4 separate regions of the Homo sapiens genome follow, and all the other regions are linked to region 3. The links are chromatin contacts, found by Hi-C or POLR2A ChIA-PET in ENCODE. All regions are on one chromosome and are shown on one strand. Each heading gives the region's core, a stretch centred on a gene start or an enhancer-like site at or near the end of the contact. The rest is flanking DNA. Distances are from core to core; before and after follow the strand shown.

Region 1 (3,086 bases), core at 261-2,760, 420 kb before region 3:
GGAGGGAGAGACACAAGCAGGGCCAGGGTGTCCTGGGTAGGGTATGGGTAGTGAGATATGTCTAGTTCTGGATGTTTTTGCAAAGGGACTTTTTTTTTTTTTTTTTTGAGACGGAGTCTTGCTCTGTCACCCAGGCTGGAGTGCAGTAGCACGATCTCAGATCACTGCAACTTCCACCTCCCCGGTTCAAGCAATTCTCCTGCCTCAGCCTCCTGAGTAGTTGGGATTACAGGCACACACCACTATGCCCAGCTAATTTTTGTATTTTTAGTAGAGACGGGGTTTCACTATGTTGGTCAGGCTAGTCTCGAACTCCTGACCTTGTGATCTGTCTGCCTCGGCCTCCCAAAGTGCTGGGATTACAGGTGTGAGCCACCACGTCCAGCTGCAAAGGGACTTTTGAGAATGAGTCGTCTGAGGAGTGTCTGAGCTGGTGCGGGGCAGCTCCCTCGTTCTCCTCACAGCAGCAACCTGCAAGTGAAAGGGCTGGTCCTGCTGAAATAACACCAGCGCCTAGATAAAGGAACAACCGTGGGGACAGAATGGAGACCCTCAATGCAGAGGAGGCTGGGACTGAGAGCTGCAGGAGCTGTGTGCACAGTCCTCCCTGCCCTGCCCCATTTGCAGAAATCTCAGGGAGAGTCCTGGACTTTCCACAGGACACAGGAATGGGATTGCAACCTGTTTTATCTAGACCTTAAAGGAGCAGAGCTACTCCAGCTGACACCAGGCCACATTTCAAGTCAGGTTTATTGAATGATGTGTTGGAGGAAATGCTTAAGATTCTGCATTTTCCTTATGCCTGAACTCTGAACCATTACCAGTTTATGGACATATGGAGGTAGTTGAAGTCAAAGGATATAGAGATTAGCTTATTTTAAGATAGTGAGTGACTAGGATGAGGGGATTTGTTGACCTGCTTCTTGAGAAAAGTGACTTATTGGGAACTTAAGCTCTGAGGCACTCAAAGGCCAGTAGACTGCACTTCCTGAGTGATAGAACTTTGGCAAGTTGTCGGAACACTGACCTTGATACTTATCCAGGGAGGCGCAGCGCCTTAGTTTCAAACCGCACGACTGGAGACTGCTCATTTTCCATTTCTGTACTGCCGAGAGCTTGGTGAAGTCACAGGTTTTGAAGAGTTACAGAGTTATTTGGAGGAAATAAGTTGCAATCTTGGAAGAGATTTGAGGAGTTTGAATCATGCTTAAGTTTCTGTGGCTGCCGCCGGAATCTTAGGAAATGATTTCCATACAGCTTATTAATTTCCCAGAAAACTGGTTTCCCTAGTGATGAGTGTTAATTTACAAGACCTGTAATGTAACTGCATGGATGGATTTTGCACCCAATGAGTGGGCCACGGAGTGGGTGGCAGGGCCCCCCTGTGGGAGTATGCTGAGGGGGCGGACTGGAATTAAAATCGGTCCACTGAGCTGTGTACCCTTGAGGGAGGCTGCATCTGCGGGGGAGGAAGGGTTGCCGTTTTCGTTTTCTTTTTCTTTTTCTTTTTTTTCTGAGATGGAGTCTTGCTCTGTCGCCCAGGCTGGAGTGCAATGGTGTGATCTCGGCTTACTGCAACCTCCACCTCCTGGGTTCAAGCGATTCTCCTGCCTCAGCTTCCTGAGTAGCTGGGATTACAGGCACGAGCCACCATACCGGGCTAATTTTTGTATTTTTAGAAGAGACGGGGTTTCACCATGTTGGTCAGGCTGATCTTGAGCTCCTGACCTTGTGATCCGCCCGCCTCAGCCTCCCAAAGTGCTGGGATTACAGGCATGAGCCACCGCGCCTGGCCAGGGGTGCCTTTTTCTAACACATCCACCTGGAGGTACCTTCCCCAAATTTGCCCAAGGGTGGCATCTAAGCAGGCAATTGAAGGACCTTAGTAAATGATGCCACATGAGGGTAGGCATCATTGTCCCCCTTTGGCCATCCTGACATGGTAATGGGGGTGGGAAGCCCCTAAGCAGGTACCCACATAGAGAGAGGCCAAGGAAAACTTGGATGTACCTTCACATGGATCCCTCGAGATTGATCAGTTCTCAGTGGCTCTGAGAAAACTGAAATACTTTAGCAGATGTTATTTAACTTTGGAGAGCAAATTTCCGTACGTTTCTGAATTAACATGGGTTTACCTTATCAATGTATTGCATTTTCAAAGATAAAAATATATTATGCCTTTGGGAAGCTGAAGTGGGCGGATGACCTGGGGTCAGCAGTCCGAGGCCAGTCTGGCCAACATGGTGACACTCTGCCTCTACTAAAAATACAAAAATTAGCTGGGCGTGGTGGCGGATCACGAGGTCAAGAGTTTGAGACCATCCTGGCCAACATGGTGAAACCTCCTCTCTACTAAAAACACAAAAATTTGCTGGGCATGGTGGCAGGCACCTGTAGTCCTAGCTACTCAAGAGGCTGAGGCAGGAGAATCATTTGAACCCACGAGACGGAGGTTGCAGTGAGCCGAGATCGCGCCACTGCACTCCAGCCTGGCGACAGAGCAAGACTCCATCTCAAAAAAGAAAGAAAGAAACAAAAACCTAATTGAATTAGAAAAGCCACAATCGTTTCTCTTTAAATCGAGTGAGAGTACATACCTAATTATCTGTTGGGTGTACCCACATCCTGTTCTCACTTAGGATGAATTTTGGAGAAGAGCAAATTTAAAATTATTAGTTATTAAAATGAGAGGCTAATAATATCTAGACAACAGGTGGTACTCAAAGCACTTCTTGGTTGGTTTATGGAGAGCTCTGCGGCTTAGAGAGGAGGACCGTGGTCACCAGTTGAAGTGGGATACTGAGACATGTGATGGCTTAGAGAGAATCCAGTTACCTACAGTTCTTCATCATCGAGATGACCCTTGTATACTTCAGACTCAACTTGTCTAAATGTAAACCCATCATCTCCTTCCTCAAACTTGCTCTGCCTCCTGCACCTTCAGTAAAGGATATCACCATCTGTCCAATGCCCAAAGTAGAAACTTGGATGTTTTCCTTGATTTCTCCGTTTTTTCCTACCTTGTCCCTTGCTCCCCAGGTTGCATCATTTACCGAATCCCATCAGCTCTACCTTTTAAATATTTC
Region 2 (3,124 bases), core at 34-2,533, 450 kb after region 3:
TTACAACAATATAGTTTGCATCAATGCAACAAGAATCCATTTTCTTTTGCAACAGGACACAATTGGAAAAACTGGTTGTTTTACCAAGGCTTTGACTGGAAGGGTGTGTTCCCCTTTAAGGAGTCAGGCTTGACTTGTAAAGCCAATAAAAAGCACCTTAGGAAACTGGCCTCATACCTAGACTACAGCTTCTCAGTACAGGGCTCCTAGCCTGCGGTGAGTAAAGAATGTCACTTTCTAACAGGCCTAGAAACCCCATGCACCTGGAACCTCAAGAAGAAAGAAGTTTACCCAATTCGCATGTATTTAAAGGTTTCAACCCATTCCTGGGCTTGGCTTTAAAAGGTCCTATCTGAGATTCCTTATGGAAAAAGTTTCCATCAAAGCTGATCTAAAAGATGGTTATTCTTGCTGGACTTTATGCAAATAATCAGACCAAGTTTAAAACTAAAGTCTGTTTTGCAAACAGCTCAGTCCTACCATAAGTTGTTTTTAACAAAAATGAGGACTAAAGAGAGAAAAATTATGTTTTAAAACTTATACATCTGTCATTGGCTTGTAGTCTCATTAATTGTTTTTAAGTTCTTGCCTACATTTTAAACTAACCCTGTTTATTTCTGTCAATCTCTGGCTGCAGCTCAAAGGAAACAAAAAAGCATGGGTAATGTAAAAATCTGGAAACATGTTCTAGTTCTGGGCAATTATCCTACAAATACTGACAGGTAACCTATAACCCCAAGGTTTCCTTTTTTTCAGGGAAGGTGAGACCAAGGAAGCTAAACAAAGCCAAGCCCCATACACCCACTTACAATAGCACAATCCATTTAAATGGCTTGCAGGTATCAAACAAACTCAGTAGTCATGGTTATGGCCTATTGTGCCCCCATTAATAATGGCAGTCTTAATACTCACAGTTGAACCCTATATTCTAAGCCCCCTTGTAAACTTTATCTCTTCTCACCTAGAAACCACCAAGCTTCAAATGGTGCTTTAAATAAAGCTGAAAATGAAACCTCCCTTCTACCAGGAACCCTTAAATCAACCCCAGGAGGAGCCCTAGCTGCTGTTCCCCACACAATGCCCCTCTCCAGCAGGAAGTAGCCAGAAGAAGTCATCACCCAATTCCCCCTAACGGCAGTTAGGGATTCCATTTCAGAGGGGGGAAATATGTTATAGGAGGCAGAGAGAAATTATTTAGGTGAGTCCCTGGCAGAAAACTTTCCTTTTAACAAAAAGCAGCTCAGACATAGCTCCCTTTCTAATCTCATGCAGTTCAAAAAGTCACTTCTCTTCTAACAACAAGCAGCCTGAAAGAGCAAACAGTAAAACACAGATAAGACAGCTCCCACACAGAAGGAGCTGGGGAAAATCTCCTGGGTAATCACCAAACTTCACACCTATACAGTGGGTCTCAGTGAAACAGTGGGCCTTAATAAGCACATTCCTTTCCCTTTTAGGTGTACTAAGATAGGGAAGCTAAAAGCAGACTTGAGCCTGTAATCCCAGCACTTTGGGAGGCCGAGGTGGGCGGATCACTAGGTCAGGAGATCGAGACCATCCTGGCTAACACGGGTGCTTTCTGTATGTCAAGTGCCACACTATTAATTCTTTTTTTTTTTTTTTGAGACAGAGTTTTGCTCTTGTTGCCCAGGCTGGAGTGCAATGGCACGATCTCGGCTCACCACAATCTCCGCCTCCCAGGTTCAAGCGATTCTCCTGCCTCAGCCTCCTGAGTAGCTGGGATTACAGTCATGCACCACCATGCCTGGCTAATTTTGTATTTTTATTAGAGATGGGGTTTCTCCATGTTGGTCAGGCTGGTCTTGAACTCCCCACCTCAGGTGATCCGCCCACATCAGCCTCTCAAAGTGCTGGGATTACAGGTGTGAGCCACTGTGCCTGGCCTCACACTATTAATTCTTTTAATTTACTTACCCATCTTGTGAGATAGGTACTACTTTATTACCATTGTAGTTCCTGTTTTACAGAGGAGGATAGTAGACACACTAAGATAAAGTTATTTGTGAAGCTAACCACACACCTAGTAAGTGGCAGAGCTAGGGTTTGAACCCATGCCATCTGCCTTTGGAGATTCTAAGATGATAGACCCTCACTTTGGTATGACTTCCATCTGTGAAAGCCCCTCCTACAAAACCCCTCACTGCCACTCCATCCTAAAATCTAGATGGAGTCTCGGACTGACCACAAACTAGTTCACTTTTTCTCTTATTCCTTCCTCACAACTTAGACACTCAATGATCTTGTAGTTGCCAAAGACTAGGACTTTTTCAGTCTTTTTCTCACCACCTAATCTAAAGAGACACCTGTGGTCAGTTGGACCTTGTGGCTAACTCGCTGGAGAAATTGCAGTTGAAGTTGAAGGGCTACTCTTAACCTTCACATTTATCTTGCCCTGTTGATATCCACAGCACTAGGCATGGTATGTTCTTTGGAACACATGCCCAGTGAGTCCCAAAGTCACAAGGTTATTTGATTTATTTTATTAGCATGAGCTTGCTTATTGGCCCATTTTTAAATGCAATGTATTATGTACAGTTCAATGTACTATGGACAGGACTGCTTAAGTTAATTTGAACTAAATGTATAAAAATGTTAATGGTTAAACACTTTTTCCTTTTGAAAACAATTTTTAAAAATTTTAATTGTGGTAAAAACATACAATTTAGCATTGAAACCATTTTAAAATGTGTAGTTCAGTAGCATTAAGTATATTCACATGGCTGTGCCACAGATCTCCAACGATTAAGCACTTTTAAAACAATACAGTTCTAGGGGAGATATTACTATTTTTGTTAGGAAAGAATAAAATGTCTCAAATATTGTGAATTTAGACAACTGGAAAATATTGGTAGAGAACTTGGGAGGCTGAAATTGGGAAAGAGAAAATGTGGGAAGCTAGAAATAGGCAATTTGGGAGGTGGAAATTTTGGGGAGAGGCTATGGTTATCTCCGAGTTGTAGTATTGATGATTTTTTGTTAGTATTTTAAATTTGATGGCTTTCCTATACTGTACATGGGTTACTTTTTGTTTACCAGGAAGCACAGCTTCCTGGCAGGTGTCAAACAATCTACCCCAGCAATAGTTCAACAGTAGGATATTTTT
Region 3 (3,192 bases), core at 399-2,898:
AGATCACGCCACTGCACTCCAGCCTGGGTGATAGAGCGAGACCCTGACTCCAAAAAAAAAAAAAAAACGATATTGTGTGTTTTTTGTTCCAGGATTTTCTGGTCTGTAAAACCACCTGGGGCCAGGCACAGTGGCTCACGCTTGTAATCCCAGATCTTTGGAAGGCCGAGGCGGGCGGATCACCTGGGGTCAGGAGTTTGAGACCAGCTTGGCCAACACGGTGAAACCTGGTCTCTACTAAAAATACAAAAAATTAGCCGGACGTGGTGGCGCACATCTGTAATCCCAGCTACTGTGGAGGCTGAGGCAGGAGAATCGCCTGAACCCAAGTTTGCAGTGAGCCGAGATCACGCCATTGCCCTCCAGCCTGGGCGACAGAGTGAGACCCTGTCTCAAAAACAAAAACAAAAACAAACAAACAAAAACAAAGAAAGAAAAAGAAAAAAGAAAATAAAAAAACACACTGGGAGTGGGCATTATTATGTCCGTTTTACAGCTGAAGAATCCAAGGCTCCTAGAGGTTCCCCGACGCCGCACGCCGGGGAGTCGGCAGCGCGAGCTCCCAGCCAGACCTAGCGCCTCTGGGCTGTGCTCCTGTTGCTTCCCGCAAACCGCGGTCCTGGCGAGGCCTGGGCGTGGAGCGCGGCTGCCGCAGACTCCCTGGGAAGACATGGAGTCAGGGTGCTTAGGGGTTTTTAGGCTCCTGCTCGCCTAGTGGCTGGCTTTCTCCCGGCTGAGAAGCGTCTCTGGGTTCCCAGAAAGGTACCCGAGCTGTTAGAAAAGAGGAGACCCTGGGCCGGGCGCAGTGGCTCACGCCTGTAATCCCAACACTTTGGGAGGCCGAGGCGGGCGGATCACAAGGTCAGGAGATCGAGACCAGCCTGGCCAACAGGGTGAAACCCCGTCTCTACTAAAATACAAAAATTAGCTGGGCGTGGTGGCGGGCGCCTGTAACCCCAGCTACTCGGGAGGCTGCGGCAGGAGAATCGCTTGAACCAGGGCAGTGAGCCGAGATCCCGCCACTGCACTCCAGCCTGGCGACAGAGCGAGACTTTGTCTCAAAAAACAAAACAAAACAAAACAAAACAAAAGAAATAAAAAGAAAAGAAATAAAAGAGGAGACCCTGGCCGGGCTCGGTGGCTCACGTCTATAATCCCAGCACTTTGGGAGGTCGAGGCGGGCGAATCACGAGGTCAGGAGCTCGAGACCAGCCTGGCCAATATGGTGACACCCCGTCTCTACTAAAAATACAAAAATTAGCCGGGTGTGGTGGTGCATGCCTGTAATCCCAGCTACTCGGGAGGCTGAGGCAGAAGAATCGCTTGAACCCGGGAGGCAGAGGTTGTAGTGAGCCGAGATCGCGCCACTGCACTCCACCCTGGGCGACAGAGCGAGACTTCGTCTCAAAAAGAAAAGAAAAAGAAAGGAGGAGACCCAGGGTATGAGCGGAGGAGGCCGGCGCTGCCGGGACCACGCGCGTGCGGTAAACGGTCCCAGAGGCCCGGGCCCCGGCGGCTGCGCCGAGTCCCCGCCCCTCCCTGCTCCGTAGGGGTAGGAGGGGGCCGGCGGAGTTTCCCTCCCCGCCCAGCGGCCCTGGGCGGGCTTTTCGGCTGCTTCTCATAAGCAGGTGGTTTCGTTTCTCCGGCACAGGTAGGTTTCTCTGGCACCGATTCGGGGCCTGCCCGGACTTCGCCGCACGCTGCAGAACCTCGCCCAGCGCCCACCATGCCCCGGCAGCTCAGCGCGGCGGCCGCGCTCTTCGCGTCCCTGGCCGGTGAGTGGCCCTCAGCGCTTCCCGCGGTGGCCCTGACGTGTCGGTCCCCTTTCATCTAAACGCACTCTGGAGTCCCGGGCGCCACAGGACGGGCTGCGGGTAGGGAGGTGTGGCGCGTCCAAGGGCTTCCCAGCTGGAACTTGTTTTCCGTGAGTTACTCAGAGCAGGTGTCAACCCCAAAGACAGTGACACTGTCCCTCGCTTCCAAAAGGGTTCTGGACACCTTCTCAGGGAGAGTTTGTAGAGGTCACTCGGATTTAAGAGATGGAGACCTGAGCTAGGGTTTAGGAATGGGAGTCTTGGCTTTGTTATCCGGGAAAAGCGCTCCTGTCTTGCTTTTCCTTGCATCAGATGTGGTCTGACAGATTGTGCCATTTCAGAAAGGTGTAGGAAGAGTGTCAAAGACTTTTTTTTTTTTAAATGATCATTGTACTTCCCATCCCAGATGCCGTCTGGGACGCTGAGTTTATGATTATTTTATGATCCGACCCTCCGCTTTCTCCAGAGCTTTTCCCCCTAGACATTGAGTCCTCGGGTGCTGTGGTGTTGTCCCTGTGATGAAGTTTCCTGGTTACTCGAACGTCATGAGAGAACTGTCTCCGTCCCTACCGCCCGGCTAACATGCTCAAGCAGGGGGCGCGGTGGCCCTTGCTTGTAACATGAATGCTAGGAATGTTAGGGAAGAGGTGAGAAGGGTCGTGCCAGCTGCCCTTGCCTAGGCAGTTCTCCCCTGCGCCACACTTTCACACTTACAGTTTCAGGTTCTTTTAGGGGACAGAAGAGGAAGTCATCATCACGCTCCACAGGGCAAGCTATTAAAAAAGCAAAACAATCTCAGCCTAGCGGTAACCCACAGTGACCTGTATGTGAGCGCTCCTTGAATGGATGGATAGGCTCAGAAACACAATGGTATTGACAGGCCAGGCGTGGTGGCTCACACCTGCAATCCCAGCACTTTGGGAGGCTGAGGCCGGCGGATCACTTGAGGTCAGGAGTTCGAGACTAGCCTGGCCACCGGTGAAACCCCGCCTCTACTAAAAATACAGAAATTAGCCGGGCATGGTTGTGGGCGCCTGTAATCCCAGGTACTCGGGAGACTGAGGCAGGAGAATCACTTGAACCCAAGAGGCGGAGGTTGCAGTAAGCCAAGATCATGCCACTGCACTCCAACCTAGGTAACAGTGAGACTCTGTCTCAAAAAAAATAAATAAATAAAAATAAAAATACAGTGAGTATTGACAAATGCAAGGGCAAGTGGAGAGAAAATGCCCACATTACCGGTTCCTTTCTGAGCTACAAATTCTCAGAGGTGAGCTAGGTGAAGGATGCATCAGAGGTTTCTTCCTCAGAGGTGGAGGCCTTTGAGGGGTGGCACGGAACTGGATTCAAACCCTTGCCCTGACCCTTCCCAGCAGGG
Region 4 (2,961 bases), core at 447-2,946, 350 kb before region 3:
CTATTGCAGCTGCCTGTGTTCACGGGGCTGCTTCTCAGCACTTGTCTTCTGCTTCCATTCCTGCTCCTGTGCCCTACGCACACACACACAAACCACACCCTGAGCATCAATCATGTCCGAGATGCAATCATTCTACTTAATCTTTACAACAGTGTTTCTCCCTGGTCCTTACCTCATTGCTGGGCTGAATCACTGAGCCCCAGCCATGCCACTTGCCCCTTGAATATGTGGGTCACATGTATTGCCTGTTGTGCCCTGCTAGCCTGCTGGGGCCACCACCGTCTTCTCTGGAAACTCAGGGGCTGTTTGCTGATTGAACACAATTGTAAGCTTGCCACACTGCTGGTCTTTTCCCCAGTCCACTTCCACAGTTGCCTCAGTCCCTCAACACCTGCCCTGCCTTAGTGAGCAGGTCTTTTGCAGGTCTTAGTTCCTTCCTTTTCTGCCCACTCCATGAGGCTTCCAGGAACCAGCAGGTTTCTCAGCCAAGTCTAGAGCAAGGACTGAAAGGAGTGGCTAGAGGGAGCAGAGAATGCCCCTCCTGGGGGACTGTGAGACATACTGCCACGGGAACGGAGCTGGAGCATCGCCCGGGAGAGGGGAAGAGAGGTGAGGATGGAAGATTAGAATCAATGGTAATTCACAAATTTTTAGCATGAAGACCCCTTTTAAACACCAACACAGACCTCACAGGAGAGGAACTTTACTTTTAGTGTCTATTGCTGGAGAAGAAAAGTTTTGACAAAAAATTTACAATTGTCTGGGCACAGTGGCTCACACCTATAATCCCAGCACTTTGGGAAGCCAAGGCAGGCAGATCACTTGAAGCCAGGAGTTCGAGACCAGCCTGGCCAACATGGCAAAACCCTGTGTCTACTAAAAATATTATATAAAAATTAGCTGGGTGTGGTGGTGCGAGCCTGTAATCCCAGCTACTCGGGAGGCTGAGGCACAAGAATCACTTGAACCCGGGAGGTGAAGGTTGCATTGAGTTGAGATCACACCATGCACTCCAGCCTGGGTGACAGCATGAGACTCTGTCTCAAAAAACAACAACAAAAATTACAATGAATTCAGAAATACTTTGAAATAAATTTAAATGTTATTAATCTCATCACACCTTCACACATGCTGATTTGTCGGAGCTGAAGGTAAGAATATCAATGTCTTTATAGACCCTTTGCAATAACGCCAAAGCCACTTGGACACCATGATCAACAGAATTGCTGATGTGGACTAAAATAGGACTTCAGTGATTCTGAAGTGGATTTGAAGGCACCTTGAGGGAGACATGGAGTCACATGGGTGAAGTCCCCTAGGACCTCAGATTTTGGAGAACGTCATGGGGAAGCAGAGGAGGGGCAGTGGAGATGAGGAACAGGCAGTGCTTTCTCTTGGAGGCAGACACTTCTTGTGGGAACTGCAGCCACGTCTCAAGTGGTTTCTTTGATTGTATTTTTAGTCTCCTCATTTGAGAGTCAGGTGGCTGGCTGCAACCTTTTGCTCACATGTCCCCCCAAACAGGAAGCTGGCTGTCTTTTGCCATTATCTGTCATCTCTCAGCTCTGACAAACAAGTTCATGTGTCATCGGGACAGGCCGAGACAGAAAATTTACCTTGAAGTCTTGAATAATCTTGAATGTGAAGAAGCAAAAGCATATTTAAAAGAAACCCATTTCTGGTTCCCATGATTGCCCTGCGCATCATCAGTTTCCCAGCCATTGGTTGGGATCATGTGATGTTGCCCTACACCCCTCACACTAAAAGTGTTTATTGAAGTATATTTTGGAGGAACTTAGGCAACTTGGAGATCCCCCACCTGCCTCTGTCCTCATAAAGCCTCTTCAGACTCTCCTGGCATTTTGTTAGCTCAACAATGCAACAAGTTACAAAGGCACCACGATGCTGACTGGAGCATCAACTGTACTGCCTCCTAGCAGTGTGAACTTGCATCGCTCTTTGAATTCTCTATTTGCTCCTTTATACAAATGCTAATTCTAACACCTTCCCTTTTTTACCTGTTAAATAAAATACACTTGTTAAAAAATAAAATTTATTTGTTAAGTGAAATAATGACTGGGAATGTGTCTAGCACAGATCTTGGTGCATACTAAGTGATAAATATGTCCTTCCTCTGTCCCTCTTTCTCTTCTTTTTCCAGACTTTCTGCTAGATGCTGCTAGAAATAAATACCCAAGTATGACCTAGAAGCTGCTTTGAGATGCTTGTCTCAACTGACCTTAGTACTCTGGGTGCTCCACAAAAGGGGAAAGCAAGGTGCCCAGTGGAGCACAGAGGAGGGAGGGATTCCATGTTGGGGAATAGGAGAAGCCGTCAAGGAAGAAGTAGCTTTTAAGAATGAACTTCATGAATAGGTAGGATTTCTCTACAATTCTTCTTTTCCTTTTTATTTTTAGTTTTTTAGAGACAGAGTCTTGCTCCGTCACCCAGGCTAGAGTACAGTGGTGTGATCATGGCTCACTGCAAACTTGAACTCCCAGGCTCAAGCAATCCTCCCTCCTCAGCTTCCCAAGTAGCTGGGACTATAGGCATGCAACACCACAACAGGCTAATTTTTACATTTTTTGTAAAGACGAGGTCTCACTATGTTGCTCAGGCTGGTCTTGAAATCCTGGGCTCAATTGATTCTCCTACCTTGGCCTCCCAAAGTGCTGGGATTATAAGCTTAAGCCATTGTGCCCAGCCCTTAAACAATTATTGACCCAGAATTTTAAATGTCCAGAGGTGGGGTTCCAAGCACCGTCTAGTCAAGACTCTGGCTCTCTTCCTCTCTGGATCTTTTGACTTAGCTCTCTCTCTTGTGTTGGTTTTGTACTTAGGTGGAAGGATACCAGGGAGTAACTCACCTGTCCCCTGCCAACTAAGTTCCCAGAAAAATGCCACATGTGCAAATGTTCACATACTATTGTAGGGGTTCACAGACTTTCTGGATCGATCCAT

What was found. A loop is a pair of places that touch in the nucleus more often than their neighbours do. ChIA-PET counts read pairs that join two places held with the same protein, here RNA polymerase II (POLR2A). Pooled maps may share reads with other maps.
Region 1: a pooled map shows a loop between it and region 3 (2.3-fold over the local background). The contact joins the enhancer-like site here to the promoter of LAMP3 in region 3. A Hi-C loop is called at or near these places in 7 of 37 single-sample maps with no recorded cell type and 5 of 50 pooled maps.
Region 2: a loop to region 3 is called in a pooled map, with 6 times the contacts of the local background. The contact joins the enhancer-like site here to the promoter of LAMP3 in region 3. A Hi-C loop is called at or near these places in 2 of 168 maps with a recorded cell type or tissue (K562 and PC-9), 14 of 37 single-sample maps with no recorded cell type and 13 of 50 pooled maps. POLR2A ChIA-PET finds 5 or more read pairs at or near these places in 4 of 52 experiments (BJ, Panc1, activated naive CD4-positive, alpha-beta T cell and 1 more).
Region 4: a loop to region 3 is called in a pooled map, with 3 times the contacts of the local background. The contact joins the enhancer-like site here to the promoter of LAMP3 in region 3. A Hi-C loop is called at or near these places in 8 of 37 single-sample maps with no recorded cell type and 6 of 50 pooled maps.

The regions. Positions count from the first base shown.
Region 1 is chr3:183,578,500-183,581,585 of GRCh38, reverse strand. No RefSeq gene overlaps it. Among named protein-coding and RNA genes, the nearest start is that of KLHL6, 24 kb to the right of the region's middle. RefSeq lists a silencer at 371-665 and an enhancer at 1,336-1,585. Within about 2 kb of position 1,510, at least 6 of the 41 ENCODE cell types and tissues checked have a DNase peak (open chromatin) inside an H3K27ac peak, as active enhancers do.
Region 2 is chr3:182,714,455-182,717,578 of GRCh38, reverse strand. No RefSeq gene overlaps it. Among named protein-coding and RNA genes, the nearest start is that of LINC02031, 72 kb to the right of the region's middle. RefSeq lists a cis regulatory region at 2,312-2,401. Within about 2 kb of position 1,283, at least 2 of the 41 ENCODE cell types and tissues checked have a DNase peak (open chromatin) inside an H3K27ac peak, as active enhancers do.
Region 3 is chr3:183,161,190-183,164,381 of GRCh38, reverse strand. It overlaps LAMP3 (lysosomal associated membrane protein 3), which reads left to right and starts at 1,648. Exons shown (of 6, transcript NM_014398.4): 1 at 1,648-1,775. The coding sequence starts at 1,727. RefSeq lists a silencer at 1,438-1,647 and an enhancer at 2,260-2,469.
Region 4 is chr3:183,515,011-183,517,971 of GRCh38, reverse strand. All of the region lies in intron 2 of KLHL6 (kelch like family member 6), which reads left to right. Among named protein-coding and RNA genes, the nearest start is that of KLHL6-AS1, 32 kb to the left of the region's middle. RefSeq lists an enhancer at 1,363-1,642. Within about 2 kb of position 1,696, at least 8 of the 41 ENCODE cell types and tissues checked have a DNase peak (open chromatin) inside an H3K27ac peak, as active enhancers do.